3 separate regions of the Homo sapiens genome follow, and regions 1 and 2 are each linked to region 3. A link is a loop called in an ENCODE intact Hi-C map of the cell type or tissue named here. Cell type or tissue: PC-9. All regions are shown on one strand.

Evidence for each region. Peaks named below come from ENCODE experiments on the same cell type or tissue, not always from the same donor. Only the 100,000 strongest peaks of a DNase experiment are listed, where the experiment ranks them.
Region 1: a loop joins it to region 3, with 11 times the contacts of the local background. A loop is called at or near these places in 28 of 110 quality-filtered maps.
Region 2: it touches region 3 in a loop (4-fold over the local background); 4 of 110 quality-filtered maps call a loop at or near these places.

Annotation. Positions count from the first base shown.
Region 1 is chr2:11,860,956-11,865,955 of GRCh38, forward strand. LOC105373430 (a long non-coding RNA gene) reads left to right here. Exons shown (of 5, transcript XR_922803.3): 5 at 4,895-5,000. Among named protein-coding and RNA genes, the nearest start is that of MIR4262, 26 kb to the left of the region's middle. RefSeq lists an enhancer at 2,528-2,577 and a silencer at 2,848-2,897. In PC-9, CTCF peaks have their summits at 2,848 (motif pointing right) and 3,058; a DNase peak (open chromatin) is centred at 2,986; H3K27ac peaks cover 734 bases.
Region 2 is chr2:12,453,504-12,458,503 of GRCh38, forward strand. All of the region lies in intron 4 of MIR3681HG (MIR3681 host gene), which reads left to right. All of the region lies in intron 1 of LOC105373431 (a long non-coding RNA gene), which reads right to left. Among named protein-coding and RNA genes, the nearest start is that of MIR3681, 260 kb to the left of the region's middle. In PC-9, no CTCF peak of the experiment used is centred here; a DNase peak (open chromatin) is centred at 3,018; H3K4me3 peaks cover 797 bases; H3K27ac peaks cover 2,497 bases.
Region 3 is chr2:12,316,564-12,321,563 of GRCh38, forward strand. All of the region lies in intron 4 of MIR3681HG (MIR3681 host gene), which reads left to right. Among named protein-coding and RNA genes, the nearest start is that of MIR3681, 120 kb to the left of the region's middle. In PC-9, no CTCF peak of the experiment used is centred here; DNase peaks (open chromatin) are centred at 1,718, 2,048 and 2,238; H3K27ac peaks cover 3,336 bases.

The DNA of each region.
Region 1 (5,000 bases), 460 kb before region 3:
ATGTGTGGCTGAGACATTTGGTCCATTTTGTCCCTGCTGCAGCTCCAGTGCCTAGGACAGGGCCTGGGACCTGGTAGTCACTCTATGCATTTTTGTTAATGAATAAATAAATGGGAAATAAAGGTGCAAATATCTCTGCTGCTGATGGGGATTCTGCTCTCCCAGAGGGAAGGTCTTGCTGTTTGGATGTGCCAGTTATTCTCTCTATAAGATCCACACTCAGCATTTTTCCTTGCCTCTATGTTCCCCAAATAAGGTGATTTTTGGCTTTTGCAATGAGTGTTTCTGAACGCTTCATGGTAATACTGTTCTGGAAGGCTGAGCAAGGGTTTGCTAGCCTGAAACTTAGTTTCACAGCCAGCAAGATACGATCTTCTGGCTTTTCTGCCTTTGCCAAGCTCTACTTAAATCTGGTGGCATGTCTAGTTGCAAGCTTAGTTAGTATTATGTTCCCCAGTTAAGGAGTGGGCTGTGTTGGTTCTCCCATGCTGTGCCAAGGATGGGATGGGCAGAGCCCCGCTGGAGGCAGGCCTTGCATCAACTCTCCACCGGTCCACACCTGGCCCACAGTGGGCTTGCAGCACACGTGCCTGTTGAATGAATAACAATGGGTTCCAGTTCTGCTGTCCTTTCTGCTGTTTCTCTCTCAGTAGATAGAAGTTTCTCTCAAACCCTTTTCAGAGTTGATATCATTCCCACATGGGATGAGGAGTCGAGAAGGGGTAATTTAGAGAAAAATAACCCAAGGAAGTGAGTAGTCTCTCCTACCTGGTCTCTAGCCCCCTCAGTGTGCAGGGAGAGGCTGTGGAGTGGGCAGGGCACTGGCCTCGATGCCCTCGGAGTGAGCCCTGCTGCCCCACAGACAAGCTGAGTACCCTTGGGCACATTACTTCACCTCTCTGAGCTTCTTTCCTAATCTGTCAGGAAAGGATAACATCTACCCTGAAGCCGAGCTGTGCAGCTACAGTGGCAGAGGCATAGTAGATGCTCAGTAAATGTTGGTGTCCTTCTTCTTCCTGGAGGGATCATTCCAATCCAGAACTTAGGGGCTCGGGACAAGGCTGAAAATCTTGGATGAGTGGATTGACTACTGGTTTTTGGCTATTTTCATGCTCTCATCTAAAAATCATTCATTTAATCAATAGTCACGGTGCATGTCTCTCAGGCAGTCTGGAAGTCATCTTTTCTAGGTAAATACCAAGACAGGTCAGAGCCTGAGAACAAGAAATGAGTGTTCAATGCTGGCCTAAAAGTGTCTGGGGAGATTTGCTGGATGTTGAAACTTTCAGCTCTCAAAGCTTCTGACATGCTGCTGTTTTTTGAAGGTAATTTTTCTCGATGACTAGTTGTGCATTTCCCTCCATTAGTTAGGGGCCTCCCTTTTCCCTCCCACATTGAGAAGGGCAGTCAGTCACATCTGTGGAAAGGTGCCAGGTCAGGCCAAGGGGCTGAGAGCTGCCTGGGTCCAAAGCTAGAATTGCAGCGGCTGGTGATGGCCAGGTTCCCTTTCCAGCTGGCTCAATTCCTTTTCTTTTTCTTAGAGGATTTTAAGAAACTGTGTTCATTTGTTCATTTATTCATTCAATGAACTCTTACTACTTACATCAACAGCATGCACACATGAAGACAATGCTTTAAGTGTTATTGTCAACTCCAAACATATTCCCCGGGTAGTCAGAGAAGGGAACACTAAATGGTGATGGGGTAGGGAAAGGTTTCAAAGAGTGGGGTGATGTTGGATATAGGCCTTGACGGTTGAACGGGAGTTTGCCCGAGGGCGATGTTCATCCCAGTCAGAGAGAATGGAGGAATAATGGATAATGGAGGAATTAATTGCAAGGATTCAAAGATGTTACCTATCTCAGCGTTTAGAGATGTTGATGTTTACTGTGTAACAGTTGATGACTGGTGAAGTTTTTGCCTGTGTGTAGGAGTGTTGGTGTGTAGGTATGTTTCTGTGTTTGGGGGAAGGATGTGTGTGTGTGTGTGTGTGTGTGTGTGTGTGTCGGGGGGTGGGATTAGGACGGGATGGATGGACATGTTGGTAGAATTCAGCATGAAAAGGCTTGATGTACCTGAATATCACTAGACCTTTGAGAAGATAAGGGTCCTCCACTGAGACATGAAACAACTGGGTGGCTGGCGAAAAGCTGTCACAATAGCAAAGGGTTCTTCAGAACTTCAGTGGTAGCCTGTCACCTGTCACCTTGCACCGGTTTGAGACTCTTTGAAATCTGGTGCCTGCCTATGCAGCTCCATCGTCTTTCTTCCTTCTGTGGCCCCTCCAGGACAGCTAAATGCTAGGTTGAGGTCAACAAGGAGTAAAACCTACCCTAGGCTTTGAAGTAGTTTGTAATCTTGTCAGATGAAACAGGAGGCGGGGAGGATGTCATGCACTGGGCGTTTCCGGAGAGCCATCTGCAATCGCAGCCACCACTCTCGGTTTGCATTGACTTTTTCCTATTTTGTTGGGTTCAGACAGGCATAGTACAAAAACACAAGTTACTTCTCAAGCCATATTCAGCCATTCACTCAGCCAGCATTTATGTTCCAGGAACTATTCCAGCCTCTGTGAATGAGTTCAGAACAAGGAATGGTTATTCAATGGCAACAAATTCGTCCATTCTTACCCTTGGTGAAATTAATCACCTCCCTGAACCTCAGTTTCCCATCTGTAAGATGGGCATAGCAACTCTTTCCTAACCAGAAGGTACCTGTGGAAGCCTCTGGCTCAGCAGGTGAGAAGTGTGTTTGTGTTCCTCTCCCCGACGCCCTCCCTCAGTACTTGCTTCCCAAGACATTGCTTTCCTTTGTTGGGTCAGAGGTGGGGTGTCGTTCCCCTTGCCACCAGCAGATGGTGCCCAACAATCCCCTGCAGGGAACCGAGGCTGCCCGCCTCCCCCAGTCTCCCCACCATCCAGCTCCCTTCCGCCCCTTCTCTGGGACACGTCAGTCATTCCAGGTCCCAGGCAGAAAGTTACACAAAACACTTTGTGTCTGTCAGCAGATTCCTGGAAGGTCACGCTGAATGATGAATGCTCCTGGGTAGGATTGGAGGGCTCTTTTTTCTTTCTTTTTTTTTTTTTTTTCCTTTTCTTTCTTTCTTTTTTTTTGTCTCCCATGAATTGCATCACTGGGCAGCCTCTTGGCTGTATTCAGCCGACTCCTGCGGTTTTTAGACCTTTCCCAATTGTTCGGTGTCTGCTTCCTCTCCAGGACCCTTCTGGCCAAGGCAGGATATTCAGGGTTGGCTGTGGCCAGGGAGCTGGCCATTGTCTAGCACATTCCATACACACACCCTGCCCAGCCCATCCTCCACTCCCAGAGCCTGGACAGACTGTGGTCCTTGGGACAGAGACCTGGTGCATTGCTGTGACCCCAGGTGACAATCTCGCTGCCCTGATTTCCAAATAAGGGGAGCCTGGCCTGGCAGAGAAATGAGCCTAATTTCCAAAGTTGAATTTCCGCCAGGATCAGAGCCTTTATATATCCTGGTCTTCGGTGTCCCCCTTCTTCCTGACCACATATAGACTGCTTATGATATTTTTTAACTTTGCCAGCTCTTTACCCAAATTGAGTAGCCATTTTGCTTTTGTAGATATCCTGAGTTGGCTCCAATTTAACATCCTGACCCATCATCCTGGTGTTAGGTATTAGGACCATGGTCCTGATATTTTGCTTGAGGAAAATGAGCCATACCACTCAGAGGTGTGGCATATGTGGCATGTGAAAGCACCTTTCTCCTCCATCAGTGGCCTTACTGATGCAGGGCAGTGGGAGTGAGTGTATGTACACAGAGCAATACAAATGAACCCTGCTCTCAAAGTCTGCGCAAAGGGGAGTGAGAAGACAGAGCAGGTGTAGTCCCTGGAGTGAGCCCTGCTGCAGAATAGATGGAAGGGGTGGGTCCAGGAACCCCGAAATGGAAGCAGCAGTGGCTCTGCTCCCCATCACCCCGAGCAATCACGTGGGGATTTGTGTCTGTCTCTGCAATTTTAGGCTCTGAGGATCTAAAGCTCTTGGTGCCCGGAGGGGAAATAATTATTAATACCATCAGGGAATACAGTAAAGAGCCCACTAAACGTAAAGCTGCAGTTGCTGCCCGGTCATTTTGGGTTCATGTGCCAATAGATCACTGGGCAAGGAAAGGAGTTACTACCTCGGTAGGAGTAATGAACCCAGCCAGGTATGGTAGCTCATGCCTGCAATCCTAGCACTTTGGGAGGCCGAGGCAGGTGGATCACCTGAGGTCAGGAGTTTGAGACCAGCCTGGCCAACATAGTGAAACCTCGTCTCTACTAAAAAGTTAGCTGGGCGTGGTGGTGGGTACCTGTATTCCCAGCTACTCGGGAGGCTGAGGCAGGAGAATTGCTTGAACCTGGGAGATGGAGGTTGCAGTGAGCCAAGATTGCGCCATTGCATTCCAGCCTGGGTGACAGAGTAAGACTCTGTCTCAAAAAGAAAGAAAGAAACAAACAAAAAAGAGTAATGAACCGTGCTCATCACGAGGAAACAGTGAGCTGCTGCTTTCATAATGCTTCACAGTGGGGGCAGGAGGAAATGTGTTGGGCATCAGGTGATCCCTTGGGCACCCCCGGCACTCCCACACTCAATTCTAAGAGGAAATGGAAAGGTTCCGCAGCTATGGCCTAATAAGAACAAGAAACCCGGGGGCTAGACCCTCCCTGCACCCCGCTGCCCCAGGTGAAGATCTGGGTACCATCTCCCTCAGGAAAATCCACATAGCTCAGCAGACCTCCCAGCTGCTGGGGAGGGAAATGTTGTATCGCTGGTGGAAAAGGGAAATGGTGAGTTTCGGAGACAAACTTGGGACCCACTCAGCAGTGGAGGCGGCAGTTCATCCTAACATCCTTGCTCTTTTATGTTTCTCCAGAAATTGTGATCAACCAGAATCCAGAACACGCTGTGCTTAATGGAGTGAACTGCCTGTGAAGCGCAGGTGTGAGGGGCGGATGATAAGTGACAGTGCCGGTGCCCCC
Region 2 (5,000 bases), 140 kb after region 3:
TGGCATAACATTAACTTGAAAACCAGTAAAGGAAAATTAATGAAAGACCAAAATGGAAAAGTCCCTTAGTACCTTTGATTATTGCAGTTTAAGCAATTATTGTAGTGTTTCTTGTTTCTTGTTTAGTTTTCTATCTTTGCGTTAAGTCAATTCCTTAAGACAAAAATAATAGGATTTTATTCACCTGTGAATCTATAGAGATGAATAGTGCCTGGAACTGTTAATATTTCTCAAATGAATTAAATAATGTGCTGTAAATACAGGATTTTTTTTTTGTTTATCGCTTTGCTTTTTTTTAATTAAAGAAAATGCCCTTTCTTGGAGTAATCCTAAAAAGTTGAGAAGGTGGATTAGAATAATCAGCAGAGAGGCCTCGGAGAGTTATCCCGGCAGAGAAGCCTCGGGGAGGTGTCCCGGCGGGGGAGCCTCGGGGAGGTGTCCCGGCGGGGGGGCCTCGGGGAGGTATCCCCTTTTTGCTGTTTATGTTTATGGTGCCAGCTCATGCAAGGGATGCTGTAATGGTTAATTTTATGTGTCAACTTGTCTGGGTCACAGTGCCCAGATATGTCATAGAACATTATTCTGGATGTTTCTGTGAGGGTGTTTTCGGTGAGATTTAAAATGCTGGACTTTGAGTAAAGCTCATGGTGCTCCACATTTATAAGTGGGCCTCAACCAACCAACTGAAGGACTGAATAGAATGTAAGACTGATAAGACTGACTTTCCCTTCTCCCAGCAAGAAGGAATTCTCTGGAAGACTGTCTTTGGACTCAAACTGAAACTCTTTCCCGTTTTCAGCCTGCCAGCTTCCCCTATCAAATTTTGGACTCTCCAAGCCCCCACAATCATCAGAGCCATTTCTTAAAATAAATCTCATTTTTATATATCTACATCTTCATCCTATAGTTTCTGTTTCTCCAGAGAACTAATAAAATGCATCCACTCACTGGTCATCTGTAAGGAGGCTACACTTCTTTTTTTTTCTTTTCTTTTTTATTTTATTTTATTTTATTTTTTTTGAGACGGAGTCCCGCTCTGTTGCCCAGGCTGGAGTGCAGTGGCGTGATCTCAGCTCACTGCAAGCTCCACCTCCCGGGTTCACGCCATTCTCCTGTTTCAGCCTCCCAAGTAGCTCATACTACAGGCGCCCGCTACCACGCCTGGCTAATTTTTTTTTTTTTTTGTATTTTTAGTAGAGACGGGGTTTCACTGGGTTAGCCAGGATGGTCTCGATCTCCTGACCTCGTGATGCGCCTGCCTCGGCCTCCCAAAGTGCTGGGATTACAGGTGTGAGCCACCACTTGAGTGTCCTCTCTTGCCTTGACACATCCCACGTTTCATCCCAATCATCACAGCCGCTGCTGATAACTTTGTAGCATGTGGCTGAGAGTCTTCTTTGGAAATGCAGCAGATCCATTGTAAATAGGAATCCAACTAATGAGAAAGCAAGACCATGGAAAGCCAGAGCCATGAAGGCGTGGAAAACCAATTCACTCAGTCCTGCTACTCCTGTTTCTTGCTCTGAAGAGAGGCCTAGGAGTGGCTACTTTAAGCCGGAAGTGCACAGGCTTTGCAGTCGGGCAAAGGAGGATGCGCAGTGGCATTTAAGGACCGATAACTAGGAGTTGGAAGGGTATCAGGCCATCCCAGGGGATGTTACAATGGAGAGAGGTAAACATAAAAGCCACATGCGTGGCTTTTTACCCAAGCATGGCACTAATTAAGAACATGGAACACAAAAACAATCTCTGGAATTTTACAGGTTTCAGGAGTGTAAGTCCCCAATTGATGAGATTAAGTTTCTACCATGTAGCAAAACAGAGGTTTGAAATGAATATTGCCCATGTACAGAAAATACAATTACATTCTTGCAAAATTGATTTTTTGCAGGCTGAGATTAATATCTGCTCCAAAACTTAATATTGTAGAGTAAATGGTGACACATCATTAGTACTTAGATTACATATATTAACATATTAATATAGATGAGTATCATAAAATAACATACTTATATATAATGGTAAATAAGAAAAATATAAAGCTGAGTGACGATGTAGAATAAACCACTGGTTCTGTGGGCAAACAAAACTGTATTTGAATCCCAGATTCATGACTTGACCCGGGAACTTCAGGCAGGTACTAATATTTTCTTAGGTAGTGGTTGCATTTTAATCTGTAAAATGGAGACAATCTTTTGACCTTGGAGGAATTTTGTCAGAAATAAATTTGATTAAAAATCTAAATCATTGAGTCCAGTTTCTGACCAAATAGTGCTCAGCAGATGGTGTTTCCTGGATTCTGTCCCAGTGTGTAAAATATGTATGAATGAGGAGGACGCCTGGAAGGAAATAAATAAAACCGAAAACACATTTGTTGGGGTGATGAAATGATGCATGATTAATTTTTCACTTTTCAAAAATTTCTGCAATGTTGCATCATTCTTTTAACAATAATATATATACTATATATATACATACATATATATATACTATATATACACATACATATATACTATATATATACATATATACTATATATACACATACATATATGTACGTGTGTGTGTATATATATATTATATAATATATAATATATATAATATATTATATAATATATAATATATTATATATTATATAATATATATAATATAATATATATATATTATATATATAATATATAATATATATAATATATATAATATATATAATATATATATAATATATATATAATATATAATATATATAATATATATTATATATAATATATATATCTGAGAAAGCTTTTCACCAAGCTCTACAGTCCACAAAGTAAACAGAGGAATGTGTCAGATAAATTTGGCTTCTCTCTCTGACCCTGCTGCCTTACACAGAGAGGGGCGGAGCAACGGGGGAGCCCAAGCACTTCCTTTTTGGTTAATCAGCCTGACCCACTGATTGCGACACTCCAGAGCCTCATGCTTTTCTCAGCCTTTAAGTATCTTTCTGAATTGCTGTCCAAGGGCAAATTTTTCCTGTCAAACAGACCTGCAAGGTTGCTAGGCACATACAAGGAAAAAGAGATTCTGGTTACTCAATACTTGTTTTGCAAAGTCTGTTTAAAAAAAATTGCATCATATCTCATTTGATGATTGTGCAATGCAGGGTGGATACCTAAACTGAAAGTTAAGTAAGACTGAGCTGTCGGCACCTTTGCAATTGAGACATCCATTTATACGCCAGTGGAAAATATTCAGTTGTTATTAGTTTTAAGTAAAAAAAAGGGGGATAAAGCCAATGAAAATAGACCCCAATGCTCCCTGCACAGATAAAATACACACAGAAAATTTCCTATCCTGTTTCTTCTCAGGTATTTGGTACATTATGCTCCTGTGATGAATATAAATAGGATTAGTCTTTGGATCCTGCCAATTCACCTGGGGTTGTCTTTTAGTACAAAGAGTACCGATTAGGGAATTGCCCAATCTGGATGCAAATCCTGATGACTGGCAAATGACTTAATCTCGCTGAGTGGGATTTTCTTCCTCTTTATGATGAGGATGGTAATAGGAAGTCAGAAATTAGTGGAGAATAACTGTAAAGGACTGAGGCTATAGCCTGGCATGCATAGGGGATCAATACATATTAGTTCCCTTCCAACTCTTAATTTTCCTCATCTTAAACTGCTCGCCGTAATGGGTCCTGTTTCATGCTCACTTATCAAACATCATTCCGCCCCAGGACCTACATTAATACTTGGGGTGGGGTCAACAGATACAGGGAAGAGTCAGCCATGGGCACTGCCCTTCACATGCTCACAGTTTATTGGTAGAAGAGGCACATCTGTGAGTGGATTCTGGAAATAGCAGATGGCAGGGCATCATAAGGGAGAAGTTTATGGAGCCTGGGGAGGCAGGTATGGAGGGAGATTGAAGAAGGAGAAATACTTCTACACTCAGAGGTGCCAGAAATCACTGTGCAAGAGCTGGGCTTCCATCTAATGGTGTACTATAAGCAAAGCACAGTCCTAGGGAATTTGAGCTGTGTCCCTAAAAACAAAACCATCAGCTCATAGTCTGTTTACACAGTTGCTTCTCTAGTTGGTGTTTCTCTAACTTTGGGGCATCATTCACCCTCTGCAAATGTCCGTTTCCTCAACCTCCAAACATGGTCAACATTCCATGCTTCTTGAGTATGTGTTCTGAGGGAAGAGTTGGCAGTGCAAGAGAATGGGACAGGATGGGGAAAGGGAATTAGTGTTCAGTGATATAATTGACATGAAATTGGTTAAATATAAAATCTTGGGAAAACGTGAGACATTATTATGGTGCATAATTACATGCTTAATACAAGAGATGTGGGTTTTGAATCAGACAAAGGACTCAATGTTTTGCACAGATTCAACACTGGTACTTTGAGTAAACTGGATACTTCTTTGTTGATCTAAAGGGAAGAAACAGACAATCCCCAGTCGAGAGTTTCCACAAGCAGTTGAAGTGCATTGCTCAGCCGCAGCTCATTCCCTCACCCAGCACATGCTCTGTTACACTTTCTACTGTCTTTGGCACAGAAAGTGCACACACATATTCTCAAAGGGAAAATGCCATGCAAATGACACATTTTTCACAAGATGTGGAATTTCTTGTGTCTGTGATAGGCCTGAAGGCTCAGAGATAGGTACGATTTTTAAAATTGTTGTCATAGAACAAATAAACTTGAACTGAAGCCTCTATCCAAACACACCTGACACCTAGAAATTGGGAACCTTTGGCATCAGTCCAGCAATAGCAGTTTTTTGGGTGCTTGACGGCACTTTAAACTCAAAGTTAATTTAGCAAGTGTGTTTCCAGAAATGACAGAAAAGGACTGTCATAGGACTTTGAAATTTTAACCTGCAAATTTCAGATACGGTTGTTAATAGAAAAATTCTTATAAAAGTAGCATAATAATCCTTTTAGGGCTTAAATTTTTTTATTCAAAATATCAAATGATATTATTTATAGATAACATTAACTCAGTCATTC
Region 3 (5,000 bases):
CAGGGTTGGGCCCAATGTGAGGTGTTGTGGACACAGTGGCACATAAGACACTGTTTTGGCCCTTGAGGAGCTCATAGTGCAGAGGGAGAGACAGTCAGGTAAAAAATGACATGGTACAGAGATGAGTCACTCTGTTGTGGCAGTGACAGTATAACTGTCCAGTGGGTTCTTCTTGCCCACTGCACAAATAAAGAGCATGACGTTGCAGTAAAGGAAGAGTTTAATGGATGGAAGTCTGGCCATACCACGTGGGACATAGAGTTACTACTCAAATCAATCTCATCCAAGGCTCGTAGGTCAGGGGTTTTTCAAAGACAGTCTGTGGGAGAGGGTGGGGGTGGCCAGGTAATGGGTGTTTGCTGCCGAATCGGGGCAGAGATGAAATTACAGGGGGTCAACAGTGTCCACTTGAGCTCAGTTGCTTCTGGATGGGGGTCATAGGAGCAAGGGTCAGTGGGCCCAAGTAGAGCCATGTGTGTCAGACACGCAAAAAACCTGAAAAGATAGCTCAATTGGCCGATCTTAGGTTCTACAATAGTGGAGTTATTTGCAGGAATGGCTGGCAATCATCTATGTCTACACCTTACCAAAATTCAGATTCCCCTTCTCCCCCAGGTGATGCCCTTTCATTCACTTTACAGAGGTAGTTGAGTTTGGGGGAAGGCCTATTATCATTTAAACTATAAACTAAATGTCTCTCAAAGTTAGCTTAACCCAAAAGCCCAGGAATAATTAAGGGAAAGGCAAGATAAGGATGGGTTTGATCAGATCTTTTACTACCATAATTTTGTTACTACTATAATTTTTGCAAAGGTGGTTTCAACAGGATAGCCTGCGTTGACAGGGGAGGGTGTGTAAAGACCCTGGAGAAACCAACAGAGGTGGCCTGGGGGCAGCCACAATATCTGAGGCTTGGAGAACACAAATGTGTTAACCCAGCAGGCCAGAAGCAGTGTGGGTGTGAGGTCAGATATGTCACAGGCAGAGAGAACACATGCTATCAGCAAAGGCACAGAATCTGAGAGTCCAGCACGCCAATGGAACAGAGTGTGGTGTGTGGAAAGAGGGGCACAAAGGGAGGCAAAGCCCAGGATCGTGGATCAAGGGTGATCCATGCCATGACAATAAGGACAACTCCTTATTGTCATGCAATGCTTCCCAAGATTTTATTGACAGGGCAGAGACACAATCAGAACTGTGTATTAGAAAGATGTCCCTGGAAGCTAGGGATAAGAAAGTTTGCAGAGTGAGGCTCAGCAGGGAGCCACGGACTTAGGTGGGAGGCTATTCCAGGTATCCAGGAGAGAAATGGGGAGGCTCTATGGAGAGTGTGGGAGTAGAATGAGGCTGGCCTTGAGGAATGTCAAGAGGGCAGGACTGACAGTTACCACCTGGACGTGAGACACTGGGCATGGGAAGAGTGCTGCCAGGCAAGTAAGTCTCAGATCAACACACATGCGTTGCTAAAGCTACTGACCAAGGCTCTGGCCAGATTGATGGCCTCCTGGCGGTGGCCTTTACTGCTCCCCTTGTACACCTGAGGCAGAGTTACTTACATTAATGTCTGTGTCTCTTCCACTGCCTTTGCAAACAGATCCCTGAGTTCTAAGTGAATCAGAGCCTGCATGGTACTTTTCCTCTGACTTCAGACTAGTCATACATTTTGGAATTCTTCCATGTTGAACTTTCACATCCTGCACAGAACACTCGGGCCCTGAGACAGCCCTACGCCATTTGGTGAGACCTTTGGTGAAAAGTCAAGGTCTGGGTTTATGACACAATATTTTTTCCTGGTCTATTTATCCCTGGCACAGTTCAGAGCTGGCCTATTGGAACAGGAGGTTCCAGCCTTCTCATTCACCTGGGCACTCTCTAACCTCAAATCAAATTCTACTGTCTCCCAGATTACATTCTGAGTTCCTAAATATGTGGGGAAAAATACTCTCAAATGCCTCCCTAAGAATACACACAGTCATAAAGCTCACGTACATTCAAATTGCTTTTTAAAAACAAAGACCGTGAAAAACCAAAGCTATAAAAGTATGTGAATCATCAACCCAGAAATCATGCCTCAAGGCACGCCTGACAGCATGTTCGTTCCCGGATGCTTTTCCTTCACAAATTATGGAGGCTGCCGACATCCTTCTGGGGAAAGGATTATCTGATTCCGCAGGCAGTTAAGAATAACATGTAAATGTCATTTAGATGAGCTATTTCTACATGGATCAAAAGACACACTCAAGTTACCAACTATGATAGCCAAACCCTTTATTTCAATAAAATCAGAGCAAACCCACAAAACTCTCCCAACTGAATTAGCACCATTGTGGTGTGGGAGGCATTCAGACATTCCTTCCAGGTTAGTAGACTATTTGCAATTCAGCTGTTTTACTGATGTGCATGTTATATAACTGCCACCAGCCATGGGGGAAGCTAGAATCCAAGGCGTCTCAAAATTTTCCACTGTGTACTCAAAGCCAACAGGAGAGAGTGAATGAATACTCCCTTGCTTTATGGTGACATAGCTAAAACTGTCTTTCCAGTAAATACCAGAGTGAGAGGCAATGTAACATAGTGGTTATATTTATGGGTTCTGGGGTAGAGTGTCTTGGATTTGAATCCCTATACGTTTGGGAGCTGCGTGTCTTGGATAACTTCTGTTGCCTCTCTCAGTTTGGATTCTTGTTGGCTTCAACGATTTTATCTTCCTTATTGAGTTACTCTGAAGGTTAAGTTAATAGATGTTAATCCTTAATATATGTTAAGTTCCTCTATTTAAGGGCTCCATAAATGTAAGCTATTGTTTTAAAACAAAACTGTAAGCTCTATGCCTTGTTTTAATTCAGGCAATGTTGCATTTTGCTGTCTCTGTGTCTCTAATACAAAATAATGTTTCCCTCCAAATTTCCAGTAGAATTGACCCTCCCAGGAGAGGTACCATATTTGTGCCTGGATTTGCATAAAACCAGGTTCACTGCCACAGATTCCAAGACTGACCTCACCCTAATGTGAGAAGCACAGTCAGACTGAAGAGAAGGCAGAGATGCTTCCCTACCAAGGCTCCTTGGAGATTTATTGTTGTTTATTTTCTAGATAACTGAGTAAAAACCAATTTTTGTAGGTAATGTTACCATGGAATGGATTACCTAGTTGCTGTAGTTTAATGGGTAATGTCTAGAAAAATATATGTCTCAAAGCTTTGTTGTTTCTAAGGAACTTCACTGGTGACTTTACTTAGTAAGTCAGCACTATGTAGTACAACGGTCACTGTCCAGATCTGGAGATGAAGTAGGTGGAGGGAATTGTGGTGTATGTTGCTTATTACTGTCAAAGAACACTGGCTTCAGAGTCAGGAAACCCGGGGTCTAGGCCTGCCTTTCTCTTGACTTATTCTGTCATTTTGCACTTAGGATTCAAATGCAGGTGCATTGATTCTAGAGCTCATAACCTTGGCTGTTTCTTTATACATCTGATTAAAAGGCTGTGACTACACTGCACATGTCTTTTCTGAGCTTGTGATAGGCCTGCTTATCTCTGCTGGTTTTTACTTTTAAGAAGCCACTGGATTGTTATACAATCAGTAAACATGCATGCTCTCCGTAAATCAATCTGGATCTGCATCTGATCTTTTTCCCAATCACTGGTCGCGCATTTCTGACTGTGTATTAGAAACTCAGTTCCCCATTTGACCTTGTGTTTTCCCACCAGTGGTCACATCTCATGTATGTGACTTCCCCTGTGACTGGCACCTGGCAGGGCCATGGTAAAATTGGTTTATTACCCAAATGCATGAAATCATAAGTCTCTGTACCACTTAAATGAAATGACAATTCTAAATACAAATTTAATTCGTTTGTACTCAAGGAACAATGCCATTTCTATGAACAAGACTAAAAATAAACTGTGAAATGATCTTTATCAGTCAAGAATAAACAAAACAAAACATTGACTACAATCACATCGCTCCAGCGCCAGCGTCATCATTTCAACATCTATTTGGCTTCTTTGCTTCTAGTAACTGTGTGGCTACAATTTATGGTTGTAAATATGGATGAAAGAAAGCATGAAGAGTTTAGAACATAATTGAATTTAAAATGTTCCTTCTGGAAATGTCTGGTCCAAGGACTTAGGATCCAACCTGAGTTCTTTGCATGGGAGATTTGGGGGAATTTGCAAAAAAAAAAAAAAAAAAGAAAAAAGAAAAATACTGATTCGTGACTCAAGGAAAGGGGGCTTATTGATGACTCAATTTTTTTCCTGAAATCAAACTTCTCTTACAAGATGGCATTTGAGTACATTAAAGGTAAATAGCACGGAAACATATGGTTTGAATTTCCCATGAAATGTGAAAGTTTTGATATTAAGGGAGCACATACTTCAGAAAGATAATTTGGCCTCTGCTAAAACCAGAACATTTAAGAAATCCTTCTAGAGACTTTGCCAAAACCCAGGGCCATTGGACTGTTTTTGCCTAGCAGCTTCCACTTCAGCCAGTACCCCTAGTGACCCGGCCAAGTGAAACAGAGAACTCAGCATCTTCTGAGGGGATGTCTGCCAATCTCAACCCTGGTGATATGTTCAAGGGCTTCCAGCTCATCCTGTGAGCCAAGAGAACAATTTGAAAACGCTGGAGTCTCTTAGCATATCTGCTTCGGGTTACTTTGAGAGACAGTGTGTGGGAGCTGCCAGGCTGAGAACAGGATCCATGCTGGAAACTATTTGCAAAAGCCCCACTTCCTTCTGCCAGGCCAGCTTCTCCGCAACCCAGACAGTCTGTGCGAGAACAAAAAAACAAGGACTATTGTCAAATTAATAGCACTCCCTAAAAAAGTATGGCAGGTGGTGAGATTCTTGGCCATTGAGTTCCAGCCAAAACATTTCACATTTTTTTCTCCTGAGGGAGGCACTGGGAGCTTGCTGTGAGTCAGAAGTGTGGGGGCTGCAGCAGAGAGTGGCCGCTTGAGCATCTTGCCTGTTCCTGATGAGAATTAGTCAATTCT